Linked DNA regions of Homo sapiens: region 2 is linked to region 1. Evidence: read pairs that join two places in POLR2A ChIA-PET (ENCODE). Cell type or tissue: endothelial cell of umbilical vein. All regions are shown on one strand. Links, peaks and the distances in the headings refer to the core of each region. The heading gives the core; the rest is flanking DNA. Region 1 holds the start of LOC124904891 (a long non-coding RNA gene). Region 2 overlaps PHF20 (PHD finger protein 20).

Evidence for each region. ChIA-PET counts read pairs that join two places held together with the same protein. Peaks named below come from ENCODE experiments on the same cell type or tissue, not always from the same donor. Only the 100,000 strongest peaks of a DNase experiment are listed, where the experiment ranks them.
Region 2: POLR2A ChIA-PET joins it to region 1 with 5 read pairs; 7 of 35 experiments call an interaction of 5 or more read pairs at or near these places.

What each region holds. Positions count from the first base shown.
Region 1 is chr20:35,593,392-35,608,562 of GRCh38, reverse strand. LOC124904891 (a long non-coding RNA gene) reads right to left here and starts at 6,886. Exons shown (of 2, transcript XR_007067570.1): 1 at 5,227-6,886; 2 at 4,189-5,113. It also overlaps the pseudogene FER1L4. RefSeq lists a silencer at 6,549-6,878 and an enhancer at 8,911-9,411. In endothelial cell of umbilical vein, for the core only: CTCF peaks have their summits at 3,981 (motif pointing right) and 6,869 (motif pointing left); a DNase peak (open chromatin) is centred at 6,862; H3K4me3 peaks cover 1,219 bases; H3K27me3 peaks cover 1,409 bases.
Region 2 is chr20:35,787,150-35,802,320 of GRCh38, reverse strand. It overlaps PHF20 (PHD finger protein 20), which reads right to left. Exons shown (of 18, transcript NM_016436.5): 2 at 716-830. The coding sequence starts at 798. Among named protein-coding and RNA genes, the nearest start is that of PHF20, 23 kb to the right of the region's middle. In endothelial cell of umbilical vein, for the core only: no CTCF peak of the experiment used is centred there; no DNase peak of the experiment used is centred there.

The DNA.
Region 1 (15,171 bases), core at 3,197-11,196:
AGGAGAATCGCTTGAACCCGGGATGCAGAGGTGGCCATGAGCCAAGATCACACCATTGCACTCTTGCCTGGGCGACAGAAGGAGACTCCATCTAAAAAAAAAAAAAAATTAGCCGGGCATGGTGGCGGGCACCTATAATCTCAGCTGTGTGGGAGGCTGAGGCAGGACTATTGCTTGAATCCGGGAGGCAGAGGTTGCAGTGAACCAAGATCACACCACTGCACTCCAGCCTGGGCGACAGAGTGAGACTTCATCTCAGGAAAAAAAAAAAAAAAAAAAAGAAAAGAAAGAAAGAAGGAAGAAAGTAAAAAAAATAAAAATAAAAGAGAGCGAGAGAGAGATAGAAAAGAGGAGAGGCCGGGCACAATGACTCATGCCCATAATCCCAGCACTTTGGGGGGCTGAGGTGGGCAGATCACCTGAGATCAGGAGTTTGAGACCAGCCTGGCCAACATGGCGAAACCCTGTCCGTACTAAAAATACAAACAATTAGCCAGCTGTGGTGGTGGACACCTGTAATTCCAGCTACCCGGGAGGCTGAGACAGGAGAACTGCTTGAACCCAGGAGGCAGAGGTTGCAGTGAGCTGAGATCGTGCCATTGCACTCCAGCCTGGATGACAGAGCAAGACCCCATCTCAAAAAAAACCAAAAAACAAAAAACAAAAAAACAAAGAAAAAAGAAACGAAAAGGCATGAGGTCCATGTCCTTGAGGCCTCATCGGCTGGCAGGGAGCAGACTGGGGTCCTGTTCACTCCCCTTGCCTCCCTCCCACCCTATCACAGCTCTCACTCCCTGAGGATGCAGGATGGAGGCTGAGGCAGTCCTGCCAGCTTGCAGCTGGTGGAGGCAGGGAGGGCTGAATTGACCTCCAGGACCTTACCCCTATCCCTCGGTCCTCTCCTCCCTCCCCACCCATGACCCCCAGGCCTGCTCCCTGTGTGTTTGACTAAAGGGTAGGGATTGCTAAACCTGCTGGGTGAGTCCAGTGAGTCAGAGGCGATTCAGGTGGGCGGGCTGGTGGGCAGAAGGGCAGACGGGCAGAGGAAGTGCCAGTGCCACTGGGACCATGGCTCTGACGGTAACGCGTGCAACGACTAACAGGGCTGACCGGCACCCACGACCGACAAGTGAAGCTCACCTTTCGAGGTGAGGCTTGCAGGGGCGCCCTAAGGATATTTGAAACTGGGGGCCCTTGACCCAATGCCTTCCCATCTCTACAGCCCATTTCTTTTCTCTACCCACACTGGTATCTCCAACCCTCTGCCTCTTTCCTTCCCATTGTCTACCTTTCTTTAAGGGTGAATCCAGGAGGGACTTGACACTGGGCCAAGAGTGGGGGAAGCAAATTATTTTTGTGTGTGTGGGGGGAGGGGCTGATATATGACTAGTTTCAGTTCTGAGCAGGCTTTACCCAGAAAACAAGAAAAATTCACTGTGGTCCAGAAGCAGATATCGGTGAGGTCAGTACAGTTGGTTCCTGATCTGTCTCCCATCCAAGTCCAACCTGGGGTTCAGGGGCTCATTCCTGGGTTTGGGGAAGTATAGTCTTGGGAGGTGGGGTCAGTCTGAGGCCTGAGAGATCAGACCCAGATTGGAACAAATTAGTTGCAAGACTGGGGGAATTCATTCTTGATCACTAGTTAGTCCCAGATCAGCCCTCACTCAGATTCAAACCCATGTGCAGGGATCCCTTCCAGGTTTGGGGATGTTAGTCCTAAAGTTAGCTCTAAGTCTGGAGGATTGGCTCCTGTCTGAGGGTTAGGAATAGGGTTTTTTTTTTTCTTTTTTTTTCTTTTTTTTTTGAGACAGGGCCTCACTCTGTCACTCAGGCTGGAGTGCAATGGCACAATCTCAGCTCACTGGAAACTTCACCTCCCAAGTTCAAGCGAGTCTCCTGCCTCAGCCTCCTGAGTAGCTGGGATTACAGACATGTACCACCACACCTGGCTAATTTTTGTATTTTTAGTAGAGAAGGGGTTTTACCATGTTGGTCAGGCTGGTCTTGAACTCCTGATCTCAAGTGATCTGCCTGCCTTGGCCTCCCAAGGTGCTGGGATTACAGGCGTGAGCCACTGTGCCCAGCCAAGAATGGGCTTTGGATTGGAGTTTAGGGTCAGCACAGCATGGGTGTCACAAGCTTCCTCCTGTCCCCAGCTGTTCCGATGGCCCCACTATGGGGCTCCACTGGCTGGGGAGTGTCTGTCTGTGCAGGTGGTCAACTGCAGCCGTGTATTCAGCCTTAGGTGAGTAGGCCTGGGGAGACAGGGATGCAGGTTGGGCTGGGGGTGACTTAGAGCCATTCTCTTGGGTCACTCTTTTGCTCTATGCCACTCCCCTAGGCCTCTAGGGACCCTGGTGATCTCCCTGCAGCAGCTACAGAATGCTGGGCATTTGGTGCTACGGGAAGCCCTAGTGGATGAGAATCTTCAAGTGTCCCCGGTGAGCCCCTCTGGCCCCCAGGCTGCCACCCTTAAGTACCTCTAGATAAAGGGTTCCATTTCTCACAGGGGAAAACCTAAGACCCAGAGAGGAGTGGTAACAAGGCCTCCAGCCAGGATTCCTTTCAGCAATCAATTCTTTTGGGAGACAAAGATGAACCTGGCTGGATTTTCCTGGTGTTTCATGGAAGGGCTCATAGCCTAGTAGACATGGACCTAACTTCAAATCTCAGATCTGCCATTTCCCGTCTGGGAACTTGTACACGTTCTTTAGCATTTGGTAGCTGTTTTCTTTTTTTGTTGTTGTTTTGAGACGGAATCTTGCTCTGTCACCCAGGCTGGAATGCAGTGGCTCAATCTCGGCTCAGTGCAACCTCCACCTCCCAGGTTTAAGTGATTCTCCTGCCTCAGCCTCCCAAGTAGCTGGGACTACAGGCGCCCGCCACCACACCCAGCTAATTTTTTTATTTTCAGGAGAAACTGGGTTTCACCATCTTGGCCAGGTTGGTCTCGAACTCCTAACCTTGTGATCTACCCTCGGCCTCCCAAAGTGCTGGGATTACAGGCATGAGCCACCGCACCTGGCCTGGAAGCTATTTTCTCATTTATATAATGTGGAGTTCTTTTGTTCAGTCCGTCATCATTTGTTGAGCTCTTATGATAAGCCAAATGCTGAGCTGAGCAATGAGGATTCCGTGGTGAGCAAAACCAGATAAAGATTCACACCCTTGGAAGGGAGGCAAACATTAAACAAATATTCACACAAGTAAGTGTGAAACTGGAACTGGCAGGTGTTAGAAGAAAGCTGGTAGGGGCTGGGAGAGGGTACCACAGGGGAGTATGATCTACTTGGGGGCCAGAGAAGGTTCCCTGAGGAAATAGTACCTGAACTTAGACTTGAAGGATAACAGATGTTAACTGGGAGGAGAGAATGTTCCAGGCAGAGGAAAAGGCATATGCAAAAGTCCAGCGCCTTGAAGGAGCACAGCTGGGGTGCCTGGAGTGAGATGGAGCTGGAAAGGTTGGTGGGGCCAGACCAGGCAGAGTAGTGAAGGCCACCGTAAGGGATTTCCAACAAAAATGAGACAATTTTGGAATCCTGTTGGGCCTCAAGAGGTAACTTGCGGCTGGGCACAATGGCTCATGCCTGTAATCCCAGCACTTTGGGAAGCTAAAGCAGAAGGATCATTTGAGCTCAGGAGCTCAAGACCAACCTGGGCAAGGTACATAATAAGACCTCATCAATACTAAAAAAAAAAAAAAAAAAAAAAAAAAAAAGAAAGAAAAAAATAACGAGGAAACTTGCCTAGTTACTTAGTTCTTAATAGGTTATGAGTAGTCTACATTATTAATGATCAGAGAGGAACCACAAGGCACCACGGATGCTGGCCAGAAAGATCTCTGCCGCCTGTAGTAAAAGGCACTGGCATTGTCCTTGGGCCTCTCTTAGACCCAGGGCAGTTAGATGGGGGGCCCTAGGGGATACTGTATCTGGTTTCAGATCCAGGTGGAGCTTGACCTGAAGTACCAGCCCCCAGAGGGCGCTACTGGAGCCTGGTCAGAGGAGGACTTTGGGGCACCCATCCAGGACAGGTAATCCCCTCAGCAACTGAAGCAAGACCTGGTGGTCCCAGCCCAGGCAGACCCTGGAAAGGGAGAAGTAGTGCCCGGTTCCACTCTGGATCTGCCGATTCAGTGACCCTTGGACGTGTGCTGAGCAGGTGCCGCTCTGTAGTTAGGAATGTTCCTCTTAGTCCTTTCATTTATTATTCCCCAGCTTCGAGTTAATCATCCCCAATGTGGGCTTCCAGGAACTGGAGTAAGTATGTGGGGATGACCTGGAGTCACTGAGTCAGTCTTGGAGTTAGGAGCCAGTGATATGGGGGCAGCCCCAGGGTCTTGGGTCAGAACTGAATCAGTTCCAGGGTCAGAGGTCAGTCCTAGAATCAGAGGTCAGTTCTGGAATTAGAAATGTCCCAGGGTTAAGAGTCTGTCCTGGGATCAGTGAAGTCAGCCACAAGGTCAATAACTGGTCCTAGGATCAGTGGGATCAGTTCAAGGGTCAGGGGTCAGTCCAAGGCTCCAGGAAGTCAAGGGATTGCCTGGAGATGGGTGATGGGTTCCAGGCATGTCCCTTGAGGGTCTTTCCTATCAGGCCTGGGGAGGCCCAGCTGGAGCGGCGGGCAGTGGCTCTAGGCCGCAGGCTAGCTCGAAGTCTAGGCCAGCAGGACGATGAAGAGAATGAGCTGGAGCTTGAGCTGGAGCAGGACCTGGATGATGAGCCTGACGTGGAACTTTCTGGTGTTATGTTCAGCCCCCTCAAGAGGTAACTTGTACCCACGGCACACCTGCTCCCACACCCATCTGCCCTCACAAACACACAGTCCCAGGGGGTGTGGGAAGGGTGGATTCTCCAGTCACTTGCTCATAGGCATAGACACTGCCATGTTCATACACATAGTTACAGTGGCTCACACACATGCAGGGGATGAAAGCTTGATGAGGGCAAGATTTGTCTCTTCACTACAGCGTCCCAGTGCTTGGGACAGTGTTAGCTCATAGTAGGTACTCAATAAACCTCTGTTGCATGAATGAATGGTTTCGGGCTCCAGGAATGAGTCAAATTGTGGGTGCAGGGTTGAGATGGAGGCAGCAAGACATGACCTGAAGGACCTGGAATCCAAAAATTCAGAGGGAGAGAAAACATCATTCCCAGCACCAAGCAAGTGTGTGTGTGTGTGTGCGCGCGTGTGCGTGTGCAGGGGAGGGACCAAGTGAGTGCTAACCTTAAGCTTCTCTCCAGCCGCGCCAGGGCCCTGGCCCATGGGGATCCCTTCCAGGTGTCCAGAGCTCAAGACTTCCAGGTACTACTCTTTTTCCAGGGCCTAACCCTTGGAAGTACTACCTCTTCTGGCACGCATGTTCTTTCCCTCCACCCAGGCAGGTCTGGCTTCCTTTCCTCATCCTTCTGTACCTCTCAGGTGGGAGTCACTGTGCTGGAAGCCCAGAAACTGGTGGGAGTCAACATTAACCCCTATGTGGCCGTGCAAGTGGGGGGGCAGCGCCGTGTGACCGCCACACAGCGTGGGACCAGTTGCCCCTTCTACAATGAGGTGGGTGCCACCACAGAAGAGGGCGAGCCTGACAGAATGGGAGGGGTTGATGTGAGAACTATTCCCGGAGCGGGTGAGGCCTAGGTGGAAATGGAGCCAGATGCTGGGCCTATGGGTTGGGGTTGGGGGGTTGCTGATCCAGGAAAAGCTTGCAGTGAGAGGGTTGGGGGTGGGGGAAGGAGGGTCTTCTGAGCAAGAGACCTGGGTAAGCTGGCAGGAGCCCTTCACATCTGACCTCTCATCCCCACTTCAATTCAGTACTTCTTGTTCGAATTTCATGACACGCGGCTTCGTCTCCAAGACTTGCTGCTGGAGATCACGGTGAGTGGGGTAGGGGTGACCAGTGTCCTTCAGAGAAGGGGGGATGAGAAAGCTGCAGGACTAACACCACCTTCCCCCAAGGCTTTCCATTCGCAGACCCTCCCCTTTATGGCCACCCGGATAGGCACCTTCAGGATGGACCTGGGCATCATCTTGGACCAGCCAGGTATGGAATCGTCCCCTTATTGAGACTCTGCACGGACAAGGGCCCTAGAGATTGACCCTGCAGTGACTCCGCATGGACCCCTATACACTCACTTCGGAGAGGGCCATCTCTGGCGGAGGCTGAACTCTTGGCACTTCCGCCCCTCCCTGCTGAGCCAGAGAAGCCCTGGCCATTGTCCGTCACTCCGATAGCCTCACGGCCACCCTGTGCGTCCCGCCGGTCGCCCCTTACCCCTGGCTCGCCCCTTCGCCCTTAGATGGCCAGTTCTACCAAAGATGGGTTCCGCTGCATGATCCCCGAGACACCCGCGCCGGGACCAAGGGTTTCATTAAGGTCACCTTGTCCGTGAGGGCGCGCGGGGACCTGCCCCCTCCAATGCTACCCCCGGCCCCAGGGCACTGTTCGGACATCGAGAAGTGAGCCGGGGTGAGGTGGGGAGGAGGACATGGATCCGGGGGTGGCCGTGGGGCGCGGATAAGGGGAGGGGCCGAGATCCCAGTTTCTCCCCCCCCGCTCGGTGCCCCCTCCCCTAGGAACCTGCTCCTGCCGCGCGGGGTGCCCGCCGAGAGGCCATGGGCGCGGCTCCGCGTGCGCCTGTACCGCGCCGAGGGGCTTCCCGCGCTGCGCCTGGGGCTGCTGGGCAGCCTGGTCCGCGCCCTGCACGACCAGCGCGTCCTGGTGGAGCCCTATGTGCGGGTGTCTTTCCTGGGGCAGGAGGTAAGTCCCTCCGGGGCCCACGGCGCCGCGGCTCCGGCCCCGACTCCGCGCTGATCTCCCTTCTCCTGTCTTTAACGCCACCTTCAGGGCGAGACGTCGGTGAGCGCCGAGGCGGCGGCGCCCGAATGGAACGAGCAGCTGAGCTTCGTGGAGCTCTTCCCGCCGCTGACGCGCAGCCTCCGCCTGCAGCTGCGGGACGACGCGCCCCTGGTCGACGCGGCACTCGCTACGCACGTGCCGGACCTGAGGCGGATCTCCCATCCGGGCCGCGCGGGTGAGCGCTTCTGGCCGCGGCAAATCTGGCCTCACTCGCCTCGGTCCATAGGGCTCCATAGGGCCCATTCCCAACCGCAAGCCCCATCCTCGCGACCCCGCTCCGCCTAGGAGGGCTGGTCCGCCCGCAAAACAAACTGCTTCAAGCCGCCCCCAGACTGTGAACCCCACCATCGGTTTGGCTCCGTTGGCAAAATTCTGACCACAACCGCCTGTCCAGTAACCAGCCCAGTCCCACCCTTCTACAGCTGTGCACACGCTGACACTGCCGGTCCACTCCTTTCCCCGACCCCCAGGCCTGGCCGATCGCCCGTAGCTCCGCCCCAATCCCGACCCCGCCCCCAGGGCTCAGGCTGCGTCCCCCGAGGCCGGGCTCCCGCGATTTCCAGCTCCTTGGGGCGCTGAGCTGTTTTGGAGGCGCCCCAGGTCGTGTTCCACAGCGGCGCGTCCGCAGCTGCTGGCCAACTTCTTCCGTTTCAGAGCGGCTTAGCCCCCCTCCCCTGCCCTCACCCCCGAATACTTGGAGGAGATCAGGGTGAGGTGCAGAGATTTACCAGCACTCGCCCTCCCCACGCTCCCCTCCAACACGCTTCTCTTGTTCCCCACAGCGGGGTTTAACCCTACCTTCGGCCCGGCCTGGGTGCCCCTCTATGGCTCGCCCCCCGGCGCGGGGCTCCGGGATAGTCTTCAAGGTCTCAACGAAGGCGTTGGCCAAGGCATTTGGTTCCGCGGCCGCCTTCTGCTGGCTGTGTCCATGCAGGTGTTGGAAGGGAGAGCTGAACCTGAGCCTCCCCAGGCCCAGCAGGGGTCCACGTTGTCCCGGCTCACCCGAAAGAAGAAAAAGAAAGCCAGAAGGGATCAGACCCCAAAGGCGGTTCCGCAGCACTTGGACGCCAGCCCCGGTGCCGAGGGGCCTGAGATCCCCCGTGCCATGGAGGTGGAGGTGGAGGAGCTGCTGCCGCTGCCAGAGGTGGGGGCTGGGGGGTAGCAAAGGGGGCGGGGTCACCTCAGCTCTGGAAGGTGGAATCCACTCTCAGGCATTAAACACCACGACAGGGGTCTCAATTTGGGGGCCTGGGCGAAGAGTGAGGTGTGTGCCCACATGGGCTCTGGTATATGCACACATGTTGTGGGAGAGAGGACCCATACCCAGGGCCAATGCTGGGGCCGGGAGGAGGGAGAGGGAGTAAGAAACCTGCAGTGACTTCCAAGCCTTGGTCGCACTTCTTTCTGTGGGCAATGCGGCCAAGCATAGTCCAGGCTGTTCCCTGGGAGAGTAGGTGCTGACTCCAGCCTGATGGCCTCCCCCAGAATGTCCTGGCGCCCTGTGAAGATTTCCTGCTTTTCGGTGTGCTCTTCGAGGCCACCATGATCGACCCCACCGTGGCCTCCCAGCCCATCAGCTTCGAGATCTCCATTGGTGTGTGGCCTAGCCGAACCCCTGAGTGCCATTTCAGACCTTAGAACCCTGGAAGGGGTGTTGACTTTCAGTAAGGGGCAGGTTCTGACTTCTGTTGAGGCAGAGGTGGTTGAGGGGGGGTTCCAGCCCTCAGCCTGGCGCCCACTGACCCTTGCTGCTCTGGGGCAGGTCGCGCAGGCCGTCTGGAGGAGCAATTGGGCCGAGGGTCCAGGGCTGGGGAGGGAACTGAGGGTGCAGCCGTGGAGGCTCAGCCTCTGCTGGGAGCCAGGCCAGAGGAGGAGAAAGAGGAGGAAGAACTGGGGACCCATGCTCAGCGGCCTGAGCCCATGGACGGCAGTGGGTGAGTGCTGCCGGTGGCTGGAAGGGGGGGTTTGGGAGGTCTCCAGGAACCCAGAATGCCCGCGAAGCCTCCTCTCCATCTGCCAGGCCATACTTCTGCTTGCCCCTCTGTCACTGCAAGCCATGCATGCATGTGTGGAGTTGCTGGGAGGACCACACCTGGCGCCTGCAGAGCAGCAACTGCGTGCGCAAAGTGGCCGAGAGGCTGGTAAGGGCAAGGCTGGCGCCCACAGGGAGAGACCGGGCCGTAGGGACGCCTAGGACACTGCAGCCTTTGAAGGAAGCTCTGCAGTGGGGCTAATGGGCAGGCACTAGAGAGCCAGCACCTTGCTGGTGCAAGGCCAGGGGGGCAAGGGCCAAAGAGCACAGCTTCTGGGCGAACCGAGGATGCCAGGAGTTGTGGGAGGACAGAGTTTCAGAATTGGTGGACCCAGGAAGGGACTGGATGAAGGAGATGGGTAGAGGTACGGATGGTGGGGCCGCACATTTGGTGGAGCCAGTAGCGGGCTAGAAAGATGGAGCCATCAACCTGATGGAGCCAAAGAAGGGCAGGCCAAGAGGTGTGGTCGTGAGTGGGTGGGGCCTTGGGTGGGGGTGTGGTCTACAAGAGGTCTGAGTCAGGGACCCTCAAGACTCTGACCCTCTCCCACGTTGCACAGGACCAGGGGCTGCAGGAGGTTGAGAGACTGCAGCGCAAGCCGGGGCCTGGCGCCTGTGCACAGCTCAAGCAGGCACTGGAAGTACTGGTGGCTGGGAGCAGGTGAGCTGAGAGCCACTCCTACTGCTGCCTGTACTTGGGCCAACTCCAGGGCAAGGGAGACTCTCGGTGGCTGTCTGGACCCAAGGGCAGCTTGCAGCTGCATTTGCTCAGCACCTTACAGAAAAATGAGAAGACAATTATTCCTATCCAGGGAGCTGATGAGATTATTGGGGGTTAGGCTTCCCCTGATTCTCTGGCACCTCAGCTGTTTTCCATCTCCATGAGTTCCCTTTCCCACGCTCCTAGAGGCTTATCCCGTGTCTCTTCAAACCTCGCCTCCTTTCTTTCACACTTGTTCCTGCTAATCACCTTCCCACACCCAGTCTACCTCCTTGCCGGCTTCTGCATCCATCTGCTCTCCTCCTTTCCTGCTCCAGTGACCACAGCTGTGATCTGGATTTCATCACTGGAGGAATTAGTTCTGTAATTGTCAATTTTCTCCCCTTCATCATTGATTGGTCCCTAGTTACCAGGTCATTGCTGTAACCACATAAACATGTTCGGCCAGGTGCGGTGGCTCACACCCGTAATCCCAGCACTTTTGGAGTCTGAGGCGGGCAGATCATTTGAGGTCAGGAGTTCAAGACCAGACTGGCCAACATGGCGAAACCCAGTCTCTACCAAAAAAATACAAAAATTAGCCGGGCATAATGGTGGGTACCTCCCAGCTACTTGGGAGGCTGAGGCAGGAGAGTCACTTGAACCTGGCAGGTGGAGGTTGCAGTGAGCCAAGATTGCGCCACTGCACTCCAGCCTGGGTGACTGAGCAAGACTACGTCTCAAAAACAAACAAACAAGAAAACAAAAAAAAAACATGTTCTAGTTACTTCCATCTTTGACCTTCACTACTGCCCTGAATTCCATTACCTGCTCCAGGTACTTAAGTGATTTTCAGATCCTCTTCTCAAAAGGGTTCTTTATTTGATAACTATTTATGGCACTTACTATGCCAGACACTGTTTTAGGCACAGGAATATCAGTGAAAAAGCATTCCTGCCCACAAAAATCCCTGAAGTTGGCCAGGCACAATGGCTGATGCCTGTAGTCCCAGCTACTTGTGGGAGGCTGAAGTGGGAAGATCTTGAGCCCAGGAGTTCAAGGCTGCAGTGAACCATGATTGCGCCACTGCACTCCAGTCTGGGTGACAGAATGGGACCCTGACTTTAAAAAAAAACCCTGAAGCTTACATTTGGGTGTAGAGGTTGGGGAAGGGTGGAGACATGTGAAATAAGCATGTAAACAGATAGAAAAATACTAAGTAGGATAAGTGTTAAGAAAGAACGCGAAGCAAGGAAGCATTAGAAAGAGGTACTGCAATTTCAGAAAGGGTGTGGAGGGGAGGCCACCGTGAAGGTGACATGAAGCTGGAGGAGAAAGCCTGCCTGTAATGGTGTTCCAGGTGGAGGGGACAGCATGCCTGGAGTGTTTGAGGAGGAGCACAGAACCAGTGTGACTGCAGCAGTGTGACATAGTAGAAGAGGCTGGAGGAGGCCAGGGGAAGGAGGATGATGGTGGGGAGGGACAGATCCTGTGGGAGCCTCACAAGCCATTTTAATGACTTTGGCTTCTTCTCTGAGTGAAATGGGGGGGGAGGGGCAGTGAATGTTTTGAAAAGGAAAAAGATACACTCTAACACATAGATCCTTAAAAGGGATCAGTGGGGGAGGAAGCAGGGAGATTAGTAAAGGGGCTATTGTGATAATCCACGTGACAGGTGGCGATGAACTGATCTAGGGGATGGTTGCAGTGGAGATGGAGTGCTGTGAATGGATTCCAGAGAAAATTTGGAATTGGGGGTGATACCTCAGGACTTGCTAAGATTTTGGCTTGTGGGCTGGGCATGGTGGCTCACACCTGGAATCCCAGCACTTTGGGAGGCCAAGGTGGGAGGATCAATTGAGCCCAGGGGTTTGAAACCAACCTGAACAATATAGGAAGACCTTGTCTCTATGAAAAATACAAAAGTTAGCTGGGTGTGGTGGTGCACACCTGTAGTCCCAGCTACTCAGGAGGCTGAGATGGGAGGATGGCTTGAGTCCAGGAGTTTAAGGCTGCACCAACTGCATAGTTATGCAAGCCAAAATCTTCTTTTTTTGGAAAAAAGAAAAAAATCTGTTTTCAACAGAAAACAAAGGAGAAGGTCTGATGGAAGCAGGGATGAGGTGGGATCTGAGGGAAGGCAGATAGTAGGAGCTCAGTTTTGGACATGTTAACTGTGAAATTCTTATTGAATTGTAAGTGGACATGTGTGGTAGGCAGTTAGCTATATGAGTTGAGTTCTGGGGAGAATTCTAGGCTGGAAATGTCAATTTGGGAACTATCATTATGTAGATGGAGCTGGATAACAGCATTAACAGAGCACAGAAAAGAGAAATCTGAGAACCTGGAGCGTTCCAGCATTTAGAGGCAGGGAGGAAGCAGGGACTCAGCCAAGGACCCTGATCAGGAGAGGCAGTGAGGTAGGAGGCTGTAGGTGGTCACTTTTCTGTTCTCACCATGCTCAACCTTTCAGCGTCAGTAGACACAGTTGTTTCACCATTTTGGCCAGGCTGGTCTCGAACTCCTGACCTCAAGTGATTCACCGCCTCGGCCTCCCAAAGTGCGGGGATTACAGGCCTGAGCCACCACACCTGGCCAGATTCTGGATATTTTTTGAAGGTAGAGCATAAAGAATTTGCTGATGAATTGATGTGGAATAAGAGAGAAAGAGCAGTGAGAGATGACTCGAAAGTTCTGAGGTGAAATAGGGTTTTTGTTTTGTTTTGTTTTGTTTTGCGGGGGGGATCATTGGAAAGTATGCATTTGGCTTGGGCATGTAATGTTCAAGCTATACGTTAGCCAAGCTGGTGGAGACGTCTGAGGCTTCAATGTGCTTAGGAATCCCCGAGGGCATAAACGCAGCTTCTGATTCAGCAGGGCCTGGGGTGGGGCTGAGGTCCTACAGTTTTAAATAGCCTGCAGGTGATACCAGTGCTGTTGGTCCATGGGCCACACCTGGGGTAGCCAGGGTAGTAGGTGGTTAAGTATTAGCGAGCTCTGGAGCTCAAGAGCAAGGCTGGCCTTAATGATTTTTGGGAGTGGTCCAAATAGAGATAGGCCAGCTTTGCAGGAGAAAGGGTGCCTCTTCAGAGCCCAAGACTGAGAGGGCTATGAGGGAGGCTGGGGGTGGGAGGTCAGCTCAGAGCAAGTGGCCCCAAGGTCACTGTCCTTCTCCTTTCCTTTGATTCCTGTCTGCTGTGCACATCCCTGCTCACTGCAGACAGTTTTGCCACGGTGCCGAGCGCAGGACGATGACCCGGCCCAATGCCCTGGATCGATGCCGAGGGAAACTCCTGGTGCACAGCCTGGTACGGCCTCGGGAAGGGACTCAGGGGCGCCTAGCTGGGGCCTTCCGCTCATGCTGTCTTTTTGCCCTCCCAGAACCTTTTGGCTAAGCAAGGACTGCGACTTCTACGCGGCCTGAGACGGCGCAATGTGCAAAAGAAGGTGGCACTGGCCAAGAAGCTCCTGGCAAAACTGCGCTTTCTGGCTGAGGAGGTAATGCCTCACTCACCCCACTTTCCTACCCTGTACACCCTTTTCCCTAAGCTTTTGAACCATTCCAGAGGCCTCGGGCAGGTGTGATTTAACATTTTTCCTTTGGAATGATGCCAGGGCTGGGACTAATTGCTGTGGGCATAGGACCAAGATTCATTTGCAGTAGCTAAGGGTGAGGACAAGAGTTCTAGAATCCAGCAGAGACCCAGGGAACATTCAGGATTTCTTTGGATGAAGATTTGAGAGTAGGCTGCCTTGAGCATGACCTCCCTTGTCTGAAGCACTAAATATATACATACATATATATATATATATATATATATATATATATAACATATTGTGCTGCTGATGGGTATGTGAGATGTTCCCAATGGGTTGTGATTAGAAACAATGCTTCCGAGACCATTTTGGTACATGTCCTGGTGCTTTTCTATGGCAGTGGTTCTCAAACTTTTTGGTCTCGGGACAGGTCTCAGATTACACCACTGCACTCCAGCCTGGGTGACAGAGACTCTATCTCAAAAAAAAAAAAAAAAAAAAAAATGGAGATGGGGTCTTGCTGTGTTGACCAGGCTGGTCTCAAACTCCTGAGCTCAAGCAGTCCTCCTGCCTTGGCCTTCCAAAGTGTTGGGATTACAGGTGTGAGCTGCCATGTCCAGTCACAAAAATCTTCGAGTGTTGGCAAGCTGTCAAGCTCACAATGGCAGATACAAGACACATACTTTTTCTGAAATTGTAATTTTATTCTGCCTCCTGGGTTCAAGTGATTCTCCTGCCTCAGCATCCCAAAGTGCTGGGATTACAGGTGTGAGCCACCACAACTAGCCAAAGTTGTAATTTTCACTTGCTTTGTTTCTGATTCTAGGGGGAAAGCTTTCATTATTTATTAAGTTTGATGTTAGCAGTGTTTTTCATAAATGCCCTTTATCAGGTTGAGGAAGTTCTCTTCCATTCCTAGTTTTGCGTTTTTATTGTGAAAGGGTGTTAGATTTTATCGAACTTTTTTTCTGTGTCTATTAAGATGATCATGTTTTTTTCTTTTTTGTTCTGTTACTGTGATGTATTACACTGATTGATTTCCTTAGGTTGTACTATCCTTGCATTCATGAGATGAATTCCTTTTATCAATGGTGTATATCCATTTTTTAAATACGTCATTGGATTTTCTTCAGGACTTTTGCATCTGTGTATTTATAAGGGATATTGTTTTGTAATTTTCTTTTTTCTTTTTTGATTTAAAAAAAAAGTACTTAAAAAGTAGAGATGGGGTCTTCCTGTGTTACCCAGGCTGGTCGTGAACTCCTGGGGCTCAAGGGATCCTCCATGCCTCGGCCTCCCAAAACGCTGGGATTACAGGCCTAAGTCACCACGCCCGGCATGTAATGATTTGATGTCTTTTCTTGTGATTTATCTATCTTTGATATCAAGGTAAAGCTGGCCTCATAGAATGAGTTACGAAGTGTTCCTCCCTCTTCTATTTTTTGGAAGAGTTTGAAAAGGATTGGCGTTAATTCTTCTTCAAGTGTTTGGTAGAATTCACCAGTGAAGGCATCTGGTCTTGACTTTTTTTGGGAAGTTTTTGACTGCTGAGTCAATCTCTTTAATTGTTATAGATTTGTTCAGATTTTCTATTTCTTCTTGAGTCAGTTTAGATAATTTGTATTTCCAGGAATTTTATAACTTCATCTTAGATAATCCAATTTGTTATTTTATACTTGTTCATGGTATTCTCTTACAATCTTTTTATTTCCATAAGGTTGCTAGTAATGTCCTTCCTTTCATTTCTGATTTTAGGTATTTGTGTCTTTTTTTATTTTTTATTTTATTTTTTTTATTTTTTTGAGACGCAGTCTCTCTCTGTCACCAGGCTGGAGTGCAGTGGCACAATCTTGGCTCACTGCAATCTCTGCCTGATTACAGGTGTAAGCCACCATGCCCGGCCAGCCTAGTCTTTTTAAATTTACTGTTTTGTGATCTAACATATGATGTATCCTGAAGAATGTTCCGTGAGTGCTTGAGAAGAATGTGTACTCTGCTGTTATGATGGAGTATTTTGTATGTGTCTTCTAGGTATAGTTGGTTAGT
Region 2 (15,171 bases), core at 3,046-11,045, 190 kb before region 1:
AACCCCACGCTCACCTTGAGCACCAAAAAATGACCAAATTCTAGGATGCCCTCAACCACAACAATCACTTCACAGTCTATAAGGTCTTTCCTTACATATTCTATCATTTGATTCTCAGAATAACCCTATGAGGTCAATATTACCAATACCCACATTTATAGATAAGCCAATGCACAAAGCAGCTAATTACCAGCCAGAGGTCACAAGTCAATGACACAGCTGGGACTATAACCCCTCAGCTTCTGAACCTAATCACCCTGACAGTGTGCCCTTACATGATGACTGTATTTCAACATACAAGATCATGCCCAGAAAATAGGATGGGGTGTTCACAACACATGAGCTGCTCCAATCGAACCCCTTTTTCTTCACTATTCCATCCCTGATCTTTCCTCTTTTTTCAGACAGGCAGCCAGGAGCAAGAGAGCTGCCACTATTAACTCTTCCCTTCCCTGTAGCCATTCCTGCTTCTTTTTCCCAGAACTCTTTCAGATGAACAGGCAAAAGGGGGAAACAAATATATACAGGGGGTTACAGGACAGTCACCCTGACACTGGGATCCCTGCATCAAAGAGAAAAGACTGACATTTCCTCACATCTTCCAAGAGTCAGGAAGTAGAAAAACACCACAAAAAAAGCCTAAGCTACCACTCTATCAGTGCTGGCAAAAATCCTTTACTGAAGGGCTTTAATTAACAGAAAAATGTAAAAGTACCAGTTTTTTAAACGGTCCCGGGCTTCCAACTGGGCTCCCACTTCAAAGCTGATTCCTCGTCTGTTAGGTGGATGCTTTGTCATTTTCAGTCATCAACGGGGCTGCCTTTATTCTCCTGAAAAAGCCAATTAAATATTTATGAAACTTAGGCAAAGTCCACCCAGAGTGTAGCATCATTCACTACACATAAAAAAACAGGCATTATTCAAAACACAAAGCTCCATGAAACCCTGTTGGTGTCCTCATTCTAACACAGGTGTGTCTTCCACTGGTTCCTATTCCTCCATCGTGCAGCTTCCTGTGGTTTCTGGAACTAAGAAGACCCTCCCTCAACACTGCTTACCACTCACCTACAAGGGCCAAGGGCCACCCCTCAGAACTACAAAAAAACAACTGCTTTCACAGTTAAATTCAGTCATCTGCTGATGCATTATTCAACAAATATTTGCTCAGCGACTATTTAAGGAAACAATCAAGACCAAAAGAGACACAGCTCCTGCCCTCAAGAACCCTTCAGTCTACCGGGGAAACACAAAAATTTAGCCAGCAAACTGATAAATAACTGCAAACTGTAATTGCAATGAAATTTAAAGAGTTACAAAGGAAGCAAACAAATGCCAGGCACAGTAATGTATGCCTATAGCCCCAGCTACTTGGAAGGCAGAGCCAAGTTGTTTCTTTGAGCCCAGGAGTTCAAGACCAGCCTGAGAAACATAGCAAACGCTCGTCTCTTAAAAACAAAAAAAATTAAAAACGAAGCAAACAAAAGTTGAGATATTAATACTTGGTGCTACTTTTGGAAGGCTGTACGAGGTCTGTTTATTTATTTATTTTTTGAGACAGAGTCATACTCTTTTACCCAGGCTGAGTGCAGTGGTGCCATCTCAGCTCACCGTATCCTCCACCTCCCAGGTTCAAGCAATTCTGGAGCCTAGGCCTCCTGAGTAGCTGGGACTACAGGCGCATGCCACCACACCCAGCTAATTTTTGTATTTTGAGTAGAGATTGGGTTTCACCATGTTGGCCAGGCTGGTATCAAACACCTGACCTCAAGTGATCTGCCCACATCAACCTCCCAAAGTGCTGGTATTACAGGCGTGAACCACTGCGCCCAGAATTGTTTATACTTTCTTTGATCTATGTATATTTCCTACTTCTTTTTTTGTTTGTTGGTTTGTTTTTTGAGGAGTCTCGCTCTTGTCGCCCAGGCTGGAGTGCAATGGCATGATCTCGGCTTACTGCAACCTCTGCTTCTCGGGTTCAAGTGATTCTCCTGCCTCAGCCTCCCAAGTAGCTGGGATTGCAGGCACCTGCCACCATGCCCAGCTATATTTCCTACTTCTTGAGTCCATTCTGATCATTTGTATTTTCCTATAAGTTTTACCCAGATTTTTTTTTAATCATAGAACAATAAAACAGTAAAAATATTCACGTTTAATTCCTTTAATTGCCTTTGAATCTGAAGTCACAATTTGAATCTCTCCTTTCTCAATCCTGTCTCGTGTACTCGTGCTGCAATGAATAAAATTTATATTTATGATCAGAACCAAACAGTAAAGCCAATTTCCTTTTGATGGAAAAAAAAGGTGTACTGGATTAGGCCATTTACAAGAAAAGTGGCCCCCATAAAAGAACACTTCCGGCCGGGTGCGGTGACTCAAGCCTGTAATCCCAACACTTTGGGAAGCCGAGGCAGGCGGATCACAAGGTCAGGAGTTTGAGACCAGCCTGGCCAACATGGTGAAACCCCATCTCTACTAAAAATACAAAATTAGTGGGGCGCGGCGGCAGGCGCCTGTAATCCCAGCTACTTGGGAGGCTGAGGCAGAAGAATAGCTTGAACCTGGGAGGCGGAGGTTGCAGTGAGCCGAGATCACGCCACTGCACTCCAGCCTGGGTGACAGAGCAAGACTCCATCTTGAAAAAGAAAAAAAAAAAGAACACTTCTTGTGATCACTGAGGTAATTAATCTACTAATCTGCAGGGTCCTAAATGCTATCGGAGGAGCTAGTGGTGGTTCTGATGGACATGTAGCCACTCTGAACTCTAAGGGCACTTGAACAGGCCACTTCCTTACAGCAGACTTACCCCAGCCTAACTCTTTCCTCCCACTAAACTCTGGACTTTTTAAAATTTTTTTTAGACAGGGTCTCATTCTGTTGTCCAGGCTGGAATGCAGTGGCGCTATCATAGCTCACTGCAGCCTCAGACTCCTGGGCTCAAGCAATACTCCTGCCTCAGCCTCCCGAGTAGCTGGAATCACAGGCATGCGTCAGCACACCCAGCTTTTTTTTTTTTTTTTTTTTTTTTTTTTGCAGAGAGAGTATCTATGTTCCTAGGCTGATCTCAAACTCCTGGGTTCAAGCAATCCTCCCGCCTGGGCCTCCCAAAGTGCTGGGATTACAGGATTACAAGCACGAGCCACTGCATCCAGCCTTATACTTTGGCTCTTGACAGCCTACACTGCCCAAGCAATGCCAGAGCACTGCCAGAGCAATGCCTGCCTCCTACCAGAACACTTTCTTTGCAATAAATGAGTATGGAAAAAAATCACAGAAGTGAGTACATGTCTAATGTTTAATAGCAGCACATTTTATGAAGAATTTGCTTGCAATATATTACATAAAAAGGCAGGATGCAAAATTGTACCACATGGAGCTCACATTAAAACTCATACACAGCCAGATGAGGTGGCTCAGGCTTATAATCCCAGCTACTGAAAAGGCTGAGGCAGGAGGATCGCTTGAGCCCAGGAGGTTGAGACTGCAGTGAGTTATGATTGTGCCACTGTACTCCAGCCTGAGTGACAGAGCAAGAACCTGTCTCTTTAAAAAACAAAAACAAAAAAAAAAGGCCAGGCATGGTGGCTCATGCCTATAATCCCAGAACTTTGGGAGGCCGAGGCTGCCGGATCACCTGAGGTCAGGAGTTTGAGACCAGCCTAACCAACATGCAGAAACCCCGTCTCTACTAAAAATACAAAATTAGCCAGGCATGGTGGCACATGCCTGTAATTCCAGCTACCTGGGAGGCTGAGGCAGGAGAATCACTTGAACCCAGGAGGTGGAGGTTCCAGTGAGCCAAGATCGCACCATTACATTCTAGCCTGGGCAACAAGAGTGAAATTCTGTCTCAAAAAAAAAAGAAAAGAAAAGAAAAGAAAAAAACTCATATGAATTTATTTTTTTGGAGACAAGGTCTTGCTCACTCTGTCACTCAGGCTGGTCTACAGTGGCTCAAACCTGGATCACTGTAGCCTCGACTTCCTGGGCTCATGTGATCCTCCTTACTCAGCCTCCCAAGCACCTGGGACTACAGGTGCAAGCCACCACACCCAGCTAATTTGTTATCTGGTAGAGACAGGGTCTTGCTATGTGTTTGTCTGGGCTGGTCTCAAACTCCCAGGTTCAAGTGATCCTCCTGACTCAGCCTCCCAAAGTGCTGGAATTAGAGGCATGAGCCATGGTACCCAGCCACTGATTCTTTTGTAAAGACAGGAAGAAAAAAATAAGTTATAGGTTATTGGTGATTGTTCCTTTCTTCTTAAATACTTTCCTAAATTTTAGTTTTTCACAATGAAAATTTTTCACAAGTGTATAATGTAAAGGATTATACATGTGAAGGACAATAAGCTATCTATTAAACAACCCATTCCAGGCTAGGCGCAGTGGCTCATGCCTGTAGTCCCAGCACTTTGGGAGGTCGAGGTGGGAGGATCACAAGGTCAAGAGATCGAGACAATCCTAGCCAACATGGTGAAACCCCGTCTCTACTAAAAATACAAAAATTAGCCGGGCATGGTGGTGGGAACCTGTAATCCCAGCTACTCAGGAGGCTGAGGCAGGAGAATCACTTGAACCCAGGAGGCGGAGGTTGCAGTGAGTTGACATCGTGCCACTGCAAACCAGTCTGGGTGACAGAGCAAGATTCCATCTCAAAAAAAAAAAAAAGCCAAAAAACAAAAACAAACAAAAAAAACCACCAAAGAAGTAATTGTCAGCAGGAATTATCTAGATGATAAAATTTTATTTTATTCTGGTGGTGGGGTTGCTTCTTTATGTTTCTTCATATTTTTTTCTTTTTTTTTTTTTTGAGACAGGGTCTCACTCTGTCGCCCAGACTGGAGTGCAGTGGCACGATCTCAGCTCACTGTAACCTCCGCCTCCTAGGCTCAAGCAATTCTCCCACCTCAGTCTCCTGAGTAGCTGTGATTACAGGCATATGCCACTACTGCCCAGCTAATTTTTGCATTTTTAGTAGAGACAGAGTTTCACCATGTTGGCCAGGCTGGTCTTGAATTCCTGACCTCAAATGATGCACCCACCTTGGCCTCCCAAAGTGCTGGGATTACAGGCATGAGCCACCACGCCCGGCCCATTTTTTTCTTTTAAGGTTATTTAAATATGCAAATTTTTGGCCAGGTACACTGGCTCATGCCTATAATCCCAGCACTTTGGGAGGCTGAGTATAGGCCCATGCCTGTAATCCCAGCATTTTGGGAGGCCAAGGGGCAGGTAGCTTGAATCTAAGAGTTCAAGACCAGCCTGGGCAACTTGGTGAAATGTCATCTCTACAAAAAATCCAAAAAAAAACCTGCAAATTTTTTAAATGCAAGAATTTAATTCTTACACTATTTTACTATTTACTGGATCTTCACAACTGCCAGATTATATAATTAGGACTAATGTAATGTTACCATGGTATACAAGTAAAATTAAGTTACAGGGAGGAAACTGACATGCAGAGGTGCTAGCCAATTTCAAGGTCCTCTGAGGCAGGAGAAATCCCTCTTATCAAAAGTAACAGGATGTACGCAGAAGTAGACAAAGTACTTCTCAAAGGTCCTTCCTCTTTCTCTGACCAAAGTCGTTGCTATGCTTATATTCATATCTTTAGATATAAACATAACTTGAATACAGGAAGATAAAGCAACTGGATGCTTTTCAAATGTTGTGTCAAAATTATCACACCATTATATAACAAGCAGAAATACCTAATTTTTTAGAAAAGACAAAACCTAACACTGGTCCAGCTGTGGGGAAACAGGTACACTAGAACACCTCCTGGGGTCCTGACCATGGCCATCTTTTTATACCTTAATCTAGAAGCAAAGAACAACCTGTGGAACTGCTTATACTCTTGGACTCAGCCATTTCAAGCTGAAGAATACAGTCCAGGATAAAAATAAATCATTTGTGAAAATGAGAAAAACCAATAGCTCTTTACATAAGATTCTGGGCAAACTGGATGTAGTTCATCCATTAAAAAACAAGAGAATATTTAATCAAAATTCATTACAGTAGGACTACATTATAAACTCAACAAATATGTAATAAATTAAATAAAGAATGCTATTAAGCTACTACTATGATAAAGATATAAACTAACTTTACAGAGAGTAGATGTAAAATAACCTTATCCAAACTAACAAAACCCGCATAAAAAAAAAATGTATAGTCTGGGTGCGGTGGCTCACGCCTGCAATCCCAGCACTTTGGGAGGCCAAGGCGGGCGGATCATGAGGTCAAGAGATCAAGACCACCCAGGTAAACATAGTGAAACCCCGTCTCCACTAAAAAATACAAAAATTAGCTGGGCATGGTGGTGCGCACCTGTAGTCCCAGCTACTCAGGAGGCTGAGGCAGAACAATCACTTCAACCCTGCAGGTGGAGGTTGCAGTGAGCTGAGATCACACGACTGCACTCCAGCCTGGGCGACAGAGTGAGACTGTCTCAAAAAAAAAATTTATAATAATTAAACTTACATATATTAACCAATTTAATCCTTACAAAAATCACAGAAGTACTATATTAATCCCCATTATAAAGATGAGGAAAAAGAAAGTTAAGGACACTCACATAGTAAGGAGCTGAGCCAGCAATCGAACCTCAGTCCAGTAGCTCCTGAGTTCAGATTCTTACCCCAAGTTTATTTACAAGCTACATTGTTGAGCTCTGTTTCTTCACTTATGATATGGGGATAATGGCCCCTATCGTGGGTGCTATGAGAATTAAATGAGAAAGGTCTGCAAAACCCCTATTAAAATATCTAACACAAAGTAGGTAGTCAGCTGGGCGCAGTGGCTCACACCTATAATCCCAACACTTTGGGAGGGCAAAGTGGGCAGATCACTTGAGGTCAGGAGTTCGAGACCAGCCTGGCCAATGTGGTGAAACCCTGTCTCTACTAAAAAAATACAGAAATTAGCCAGGCATCATGGCACACACCTATAATCCCAGCTACTCAGGAGGGTGAGGCAGAAGAATTGCTTGAACCAGGGGATGAAGGTTGCAGTAAGCCAAGATGGCACCACTGCACTCTAGCCCAGGCATCAGAGTGAGATTCGTCTCAAAAAAAAACAAGTAGGTACTCAATAAATGATAGCAGATTTTTCTTCCTTTTTTTTTTTTTTTTAAGACAGAGTCTCGCTCTGTCCCCAGGCTACAGTGCAATGGTGCAATCTCAGCTCACTGCAACCTCCTCCTCCCGGGTTCAAGCGATTCTCCTGCCTCAGCCTCCCAAGTAGCTGGGATTACAGGAGCACACCACCACACCCAGCTAATTTTTGTATTTTTAGTAGAGACAGGGTATTGCCATGTTGGCCAGGCTGGTCTCAAACTCATGACCTCAGGTGATTTGCCCACCTCAGCCTCCCAAAGTGCTGAGATTACAGGTGTGAGCCACCACGCCCATATTTTCTGAATTCATATCACATTTACAGTTAATGTACTGACAAAGACTCTGGGTTTTATTTTGGGAGAGGCAAAAGAGTACTGTCGCTATGGTAACTGGAAGTCTTGCCCTCAGCAATCCCTTTGTGCTCAGGGAAAAGAGGGACAACAAAGAATTAAAAGTGATAGATGGGTATGGAACAAGACCTTTCAGTGAATCAGCTCTGGGACAGGAGTAGAGGGAAATAAACTCTGGAACTTTCGAGGAAAAAAGTCTCTGGGACTCTCAAGGAATAAAATGCCAACCACCAGAAACTACAGAACAGGCTTTGGGATAATCTAATGGTGCTCACCACAAGGCTGGGATTCAACCTCCATTAAAGGGTGACAGTGCCTTTTAACTCAATACAACCACTTTAAATTGAGGGACACTTCAGGTGAAAGACCAGCTTAAATCTTTATGCCCCCCTCATTCAAGAAATATTCATTGAGAGCCTGCTGTGTGCCAGGTACTGGAAATAGACAATGGGAGGACAAGGCACCCGGACCCTGTTCTCTAGTGGGGAAGGCAGCTAAGAAACAAGATAAGCACATACATAAGGGTCATTTCTTTTTTCTTTTTTTTTTTTTTTTGAGACAGAGTTTTGCTCTTGTTGCCCAGGCTGGAGTGCAGTGGCACGATCTCGGCTCACTGCAACCTCCATCTCCCAGGTTCAAGAGATTCTCCTGCTTCAGCCTCCTGGTAGCTAGGATTACAGGTATGTGCCACCACGCCTGGCTAATTTTTGTATTTTTAGCAGAGAAGGGGTTTCTCCATATTGGTCAGGCTGGTCTCGAACTCCTGACCTCAGGCGATCCACCCACCTCAGCCTCCCAAAGTGCTGGGGATTACAGGTGTGAGCCACCGCGCCTGGCCTTTTTTTTTTTTTTTTTTTTTTGAGACAGAGTCCCGCTCTTGTCGCCCAGCCCAGCGTGCAAGGTGCAATCTCGGCTCTCTGCAACCTCCGCCTCCCAGGTTCAAGCATCTCCTGCCTCACCCTCCCCAGTAGCTGGGATTACAGGCGTGCACCACCATGCCTGGCTAATTTTTGTATTTTTAGTAGAGACAGTGTTTCGCCATGTTGGCCAGGCTGGTCTCGAACTCCTGACCTCCAGTGATCCACCAACCTCAGCCTCCCAAAGTGCTGCGATTACAGGCATGAGCCACTGCGCCATGCGAGCATATAAAGATCATTTCTGACAGAGATAAGTAATTGTGGGAAAAACAACAAAATAATGTGAACCAGCGACATGGAAAGGACTATTTTAGATACGGCTGTTAGAAAGGACTCTCAAGACAGGCACAATGGCTCACGCCTGTAATCCCAGCACTTTGGGAGGCCGAGGCAGGTGGATCACCTGAGGTCAGGAGTTCGAGACCAGCCTGGCCAATATGGTGAAACCCCGTCTCTACTAAAAATACAAAAATTAGCCAGGCTTAGTGGTGGGCACCTGTAGTCCCACCTACTTGGGAGGCTGAGGCAGGAGAATTGCTTGAACCCAGGAGGTGGAGGTTGCAGTGAGCCAAGATCATGCCACTGCACTCCAGCCTGGGTGACAGAGCGAGACTCTTGTCTCAAAAAAAAAAAAAAAGAAAAAGAAAGGACTCTCTGAGGAACTGAGGTCTAAGCAGAGAACTAGGTGACAAGAAGGAGATCTAAAGGAAGTGACTTCTAAGCAAAGGCAACTACTACAGGCAAAGAATCTCCGGCAGAAAGGAGCTTTCCCCACACACAGCTTGAACCTAGAAGGTTGAGACTTCCCACAGCCCATGCTGCTGTCCCAAGAAAGCATAAACAATTTTAGCCGGTCCAGTGATACCTGGGTCTCCCAGGAAGAAGCCTCCAAGAGGACCTTTTGCCAAAGTTCTGCCGTGGAGGAAGGCCAGGGAATGCCTAGGGATGGGTGCACAGACAGGTTTTAGACTCAGATTCTAACCAATTCTGGCTCCAGGCATTGTTGGCTGAGCGACGACAAGAAAAATCACTGAGCCTGTTTGCCCAGCTATAAGATGGGATCAACAGCCCCAATTTCCTAGGGTTGTTGTGAAGAATAAGTGAGCTAATGGATGTCAAGTGCTTAGCATAGCAAACTCTAAATGGTACTGGTGATGGCAATGGTGGTATACTAGCAAAAAGGACATCAGACACAAAGAATTATAGTCAATATTATTAAAAATTAACAAACAGTATCCAATATACTAAAGTGCATAAAGAGCGTATCTTTAGTCGTAGGGAAGTGACAAATTGGTTCAAGTAGGACCTCTTCCCAGGTCACACTAGAAGAAAGGGAATTAGTCCCTTTTACTTGACAAGGTAGGGAAGGAGGGAGGAAAGGCAGAAGAGGTAAGGAGGAAGAAAAAGAAAGGAAGGAAGGAAGGGCAGGCAAGAATGAAAAGAGGGAAGAAGCCAGGCACGGTGGCTCACGCCTGTAATCCCAACACTTTGGGAGGTCGAGGAGGGCGGATCACCAGAGTTCAGTAGTTTGAGACCAGCCTGGCCAACATGGTGAAACCCCGTCTCTACTAAAAATACAAAAAATTAGCCGGGCGTGGTGGCAGGTGCCTGTAATCCCAGTTACTCAAGAGGCTGAGGCAGGAGAATTGCTTGAGCCCAGAAGGTGGAGGTTGCAATGAGCCAAGATCGAGCCACTGCACTCCAGCCTGGCGACAGAGCAAGACTCTGTCGTAAAAAAAAGAAGAGTGAAGAAAGAAATAGGCCTCAAAACTTCACCCACTTTCTTCCCAGATACTTGAAATGCTTTCTGCAAGAGTCAAGCTTTGCCTTCCATAATTAAAATGCAAAGAGACAGCAAACATGAGTTGAGTTTACTCATTCCAAACTACTGAGAATGAGTCGATTAAATCAGTGGATTTTCCCAGAAGCAGTGGAAAGGGCCTGTGCCAGGGTTGGCCCTAAAATGTATCTGCTGTATGACCTTTCGCATATTACTCAATTTCACTGAGCTAATCATCTTACCCTTACAAGTTCCTTCTCCTTTTGTCCCCATCAAATAAGCCCTCAAGATTGGCAAGTGTGCCAAACTAGAAACATGGGCACTTCCCTTACCTCCTTCTCCTTCCCTCACCTCCCACACTCGGACAACATTTTGTAGGACCTGCTTCTAAGTCTCAGCCATTGCCAAGTGGATGCCCAGTTCAGCCCTGCATCAGTTCTAATCTTGATTACTCCAGCAGCTCTTGACAGAGCTCCAATCCTCCAGCTATACCTTCCCCAGATCCAAATCAATACTGTCTCATGAGATGACATCTTCTCAGTGGTTATTTTATGACAAATACTATTCTAAGATACATATATACACACAATTCTAAGATATATATATATATATATATATATACACTATTCTAAGATATATATGTATATACTATTCTAAGATAGATAGATAGATAGATAGATAGATAGATAGATAGATAGATAGATAGATAGATAGATACTATTCTGGTATATATATACATATATATAAAAACTATATCAGCCCATTTAGTGTCTACCTCTTAGGTTTGTAATGAGGATTATTCCCATTTTATGGATGTGAAAACTGAGGTTCACAAAGTAAGTTTCCCAAATACCAAGGCTAGTCAGGTATTGGGACAAGGAATTGAACCGAGGTAAGGCTGACTCCAGTTAATTACACTGTTGCCAATCTTCATCACTGCTGCTACAGTGATATTTCTAAAATGTAAGTATGATCATAAGACTTCTATTTTAAAACAGTTCAGGCCGGACGCGGTGGCTCACGCCTGTAATCCCAACACTTTGGGAGGCTGAGGCAGGTGGATCACAAGGTCAGGAGTTCAAGACCAGCCTGGCCAACATGGTGAAACCTCGCCTCTACTAAAAATACAAAAATTAGCCGGGCATGGTGGCACACGCCTGTAATTCCAGCTACTCAGGAGGCTGAGACAGGAGAATCGCTCGAACCCAGGAGGTGGAGGTTGCAGTGAGCCAAGATCGCGCCACTGCAGTCCAGCCTGGGCAACAGAGCAAGGCTCTGTCTCAAAAAACAAAAACAAACAAACAAAAAAAACAGTTCAGCGGCTCCCCTACAGAACCATATTCAAGGTACTCAGCGCAGCATTTGGGCCATTAGTGAGTTAGCCATTATAACCAAGCCAAAAGAAACTCTCTTTTGGAGCTTAAAAGGAGAGAAGCAGGCAAGCTTTAGCAGAGGGGCTGTGGGACACAGCGGTTATGAGCCAGAACTCTGGAATAAGAGTGCCTGAGTTTGGACCTCAGCCCCACCACTTTCCAGATAAACTTGCACAAGTCATTTCCTCTCTGAGCTTCAGGCTCCCCATCTGTAAAATGAGGATATCACCAGCACCTACTTCAAACCATCATATAGGTGTTGTGAAGATAAAAGTTATTAGCACAGGTCAGGCCCGGTGGCTCACACCTGTAATCCCAGCACTTTGGGAGGCTGAGGCAGGCGGATCACCTGAGGTCAGGAGTTTGAGACCAGCCTTGTCAACATGGTGAAATCCCGCCTCTACTAAAAACACAAGAATTAGCCAGGCGTGGTGGCATGCGCCTGTAATCCCACCTACAGGGGAGGCTGAGGAAGGAGAATCGCTTGAACCCAAAAGGCAGAGGTTGCAGTGAGCCGGGATCACACCATTGCACTCCAGCCGGGATGACAGAGCGAGACTCCGTCAAAAAAAAAAAAGTTATTTAGCAGAGCCTGGCACACAATAAGCTTGCAGGGTTACTACTGTTCTTGCTGGGCATGGTGGCTCATGCATGTAATTCTAGCATTTTAGGAGGCAGAGGCGGGCGGATCACCTGAGATCAGAAATTCAAGACCAGCCTGGCCAATGTGGTGAAAACCCATCTCTACTAAACACAAAAAAAAATCAGCTGGGGATGGTGGCAGACGCCTGTAATCCCAGCTACTCAGGAGGCTGAGGCAGGAGAATTGCCTGAACCCGGGAGGCGGAGGTTGCAGTGAGCTGAGATCGAGCCACTGCACTCCGGACTGGGGAACAAGAGTAAAACTGTGTATAAAAAAAAAGGGGGGGGGGGGGGCGGGGGCTGGGCGCCATGGCTCACGCCTGCAATCCCACCACTTTGTGGGGCACAGGCAGGCGGATCATGAGGTCAGGAGTTCGAGACCAGCCTAGCCGACATGGTGAAACCCTGTCTCCACTAAAAATATAAAAAATTAGCCAGGCATGGTGGTGCACGCCTGTAGTCCTAGCTACTCAGGAGGCTAAGGCAGGAGAATTGCTTGAACCCGGCAGGTGGAGGTTACAGTGAGCCGAGATCCCGCCACTGCACTCCAGCCTGGAAGACAGAGCAAGACTGCGTCACAAAAAAAGAAAAAGAAAAAGAAAAAAGGGTTATTACTGTTCTTACCACCCATACTCCTGCCACATCCAAACACCCTGCAGTTCCGACCTCCAGGGCCTTTGTATAAACAAGCTGCTTTTGTTTTTTTTTTTTTTTTGATGGAGTCTTGCACTGTCACCCAGGCTGGAGTGCAATGGCACAATCTTGGCTCACTGCAACCTCTGTCTCCCAGATTCAAGCGACTCTCCTGCCTCAGCCTCCCAAGTAGCTGGAATTACAGGAGCAAGCCACCATGCCAGGCTAATTTTTGTATTTTTACTAGAGACGGGCTAGTCTCTAGTTTCACCATGTTGGCCAGGGTGGTCTCGAACTCCTGACCAGGTGATCTGCCCCCTCCCTCACTAAGCCTCCCAAAGTGCTGGGGTTAAAGGCATAAGCCACTGCACCTGGCCAAACAAGCTGCTTTCTCTTCCTGGTCCTTCATGACCAGGATTAGCCATTGGAACCTCCCTGAAGGACTTCCTTCACACCTGCATTCTCCCATGGCAACCTAACCTACCCTCTGGGCCACAGCATTCATCACTCTATGCTGAAACTGCCTATCTAAGCAGATCTCTCCCAAGAGGCAATTAACTCCTCATAGGCATCCCCAGCATCTAACAAGCAGTGCCCTTAACATGGTGGTCAAATGTTTGTTAAATGATATAACCTGGCCAGGCGTGGTGGCTCACGCCAGTAATCCCAGCACTTTGGGAGGCCAAGGTGGGTGGATCGCCTGACGTCAGTTCAAGAACACCCTGGCTAAAATGGCAAAACCCCATCTCTAGTAAAAATACAAAAATTAGCCAGGCGTGGTGGTGTACACCGGTAATCCCAGCTACTCAGGAGGCTGAGGCAGGAGAAACGCTTGAACATGGGAGGTGGAGGTTGCAGTGAGCAGAGATCATGCCATTGCACTCCAGCCTGGGCAACAGAGCGAGACTACGTCTCAAAAAAAAAGAGGTAACCTCAGCCTTCTCACTGGCAAAATGGAAATAAAAACAGAAAAGAGGCCAGGTGCAATTGCTCACACCTGTAATCCCAGTACTTTGGAAGGCCAAGGTGAGAGGATCACTTGAGTGAGGCCAGGAGTTTGAAGCCAGCCTGGGCAACATAGTGAGATCTCAACTCTACAAAAAATAAAAAAAATAGGCCAGGCACAGTGGCTCACACCTGTAATCCCAGCACTTTGGGAGGCCGAGGAGGGTGGATCACGAGGTTAGGAGATCGAGACCATCCTGGCTAACATGAGGAAACCCTGTCTCTACTAAAAACACAAAAAATTAGCCGGGCGTGGTGGCGGGCGCCTGTAGTCCCAGCTACTCAGGAGGCTGAGGCAGGAGAATGGCATGAACCTGGGAGGCGGAGCTTGCAGTGAGCCGAGATCGCGCCACTGCACTCCAGCCTGGGCAACAGAGCAAGACTCCGTCTCAAAAAATAAATAAATAAACAAATAAATAAAAATATAGAGCTGCGCTAGGTAGCTCACACCTGTAATCCCAGCACTTTGGGAGGCCAAGGCAGGTGGATCACTTAAGGCCAGGAGTTCAAGACCAGCCTGGCCAAAATGGTGAAACCCTGACTCTACTAAAAACACAGAAATTAGCCGGGTGTGGTGCCAAGGGCCTGTAATCCCAGCTACCAGGGAGGCTGAGGCAGGAGAATCACTTGAACCCAGGCGGAGGTTGCAGTGAGCAAAGATTGCGCCACTGCATTCCAGCCAGGGAGACAGAGCGAAACTCTGTCTCAAAAAGTAAAAATAAAAATAAAAAAATAGGCTGGGCGCGGTGGCTCATGCCTGTAATCCCAGCACTTTGAGAGGCAGAGGTGGGCACAGAGCGAGACCAGCCTGACCAACATGGTGAAACCTCGTCTAGACTAAAAATACAAAATTAACTGGCATGGTGGTGCTTCCCTGTAATCCCAGCTACTTGGGAGGCTGAGGCAGGAGAATCGCTTGAACCCAGGAGGCGGAGATTGCAGTGAGCAGAGATTGTGCCACTGCACTCCAGCCAGGGAGACAGAGCGAAACTCTGTCTCAAAAAGTAAAAATAAAAATAAAAAAATAGGCTGGGCGCGGTGGCTCACGCCTGTAATCCCAGCACTTTGAGAGGTGGAGGCGGGCAGATCACCTGAGATCGGGAGTTAGAGACCAGCCTGACCAACATGGTGAAACCTCGTCTAGACTAAAAATACAAAATTAACTGGGCATGGTGGTGCATCCCTGTAATCCCAGCTACTCAAGAGGCTGAGGCAGGAGAATCGCTTGAACCTGGGAGGCAGAGGTTGCAGTGAGCCGAGATCACATCATTGCACTGCAGCCTGGGCAACAAGAGTGAAACTCTGTCTGAAATAAATAAATAAATAAATAAATAAATAAATAAATAATTAGCCAGG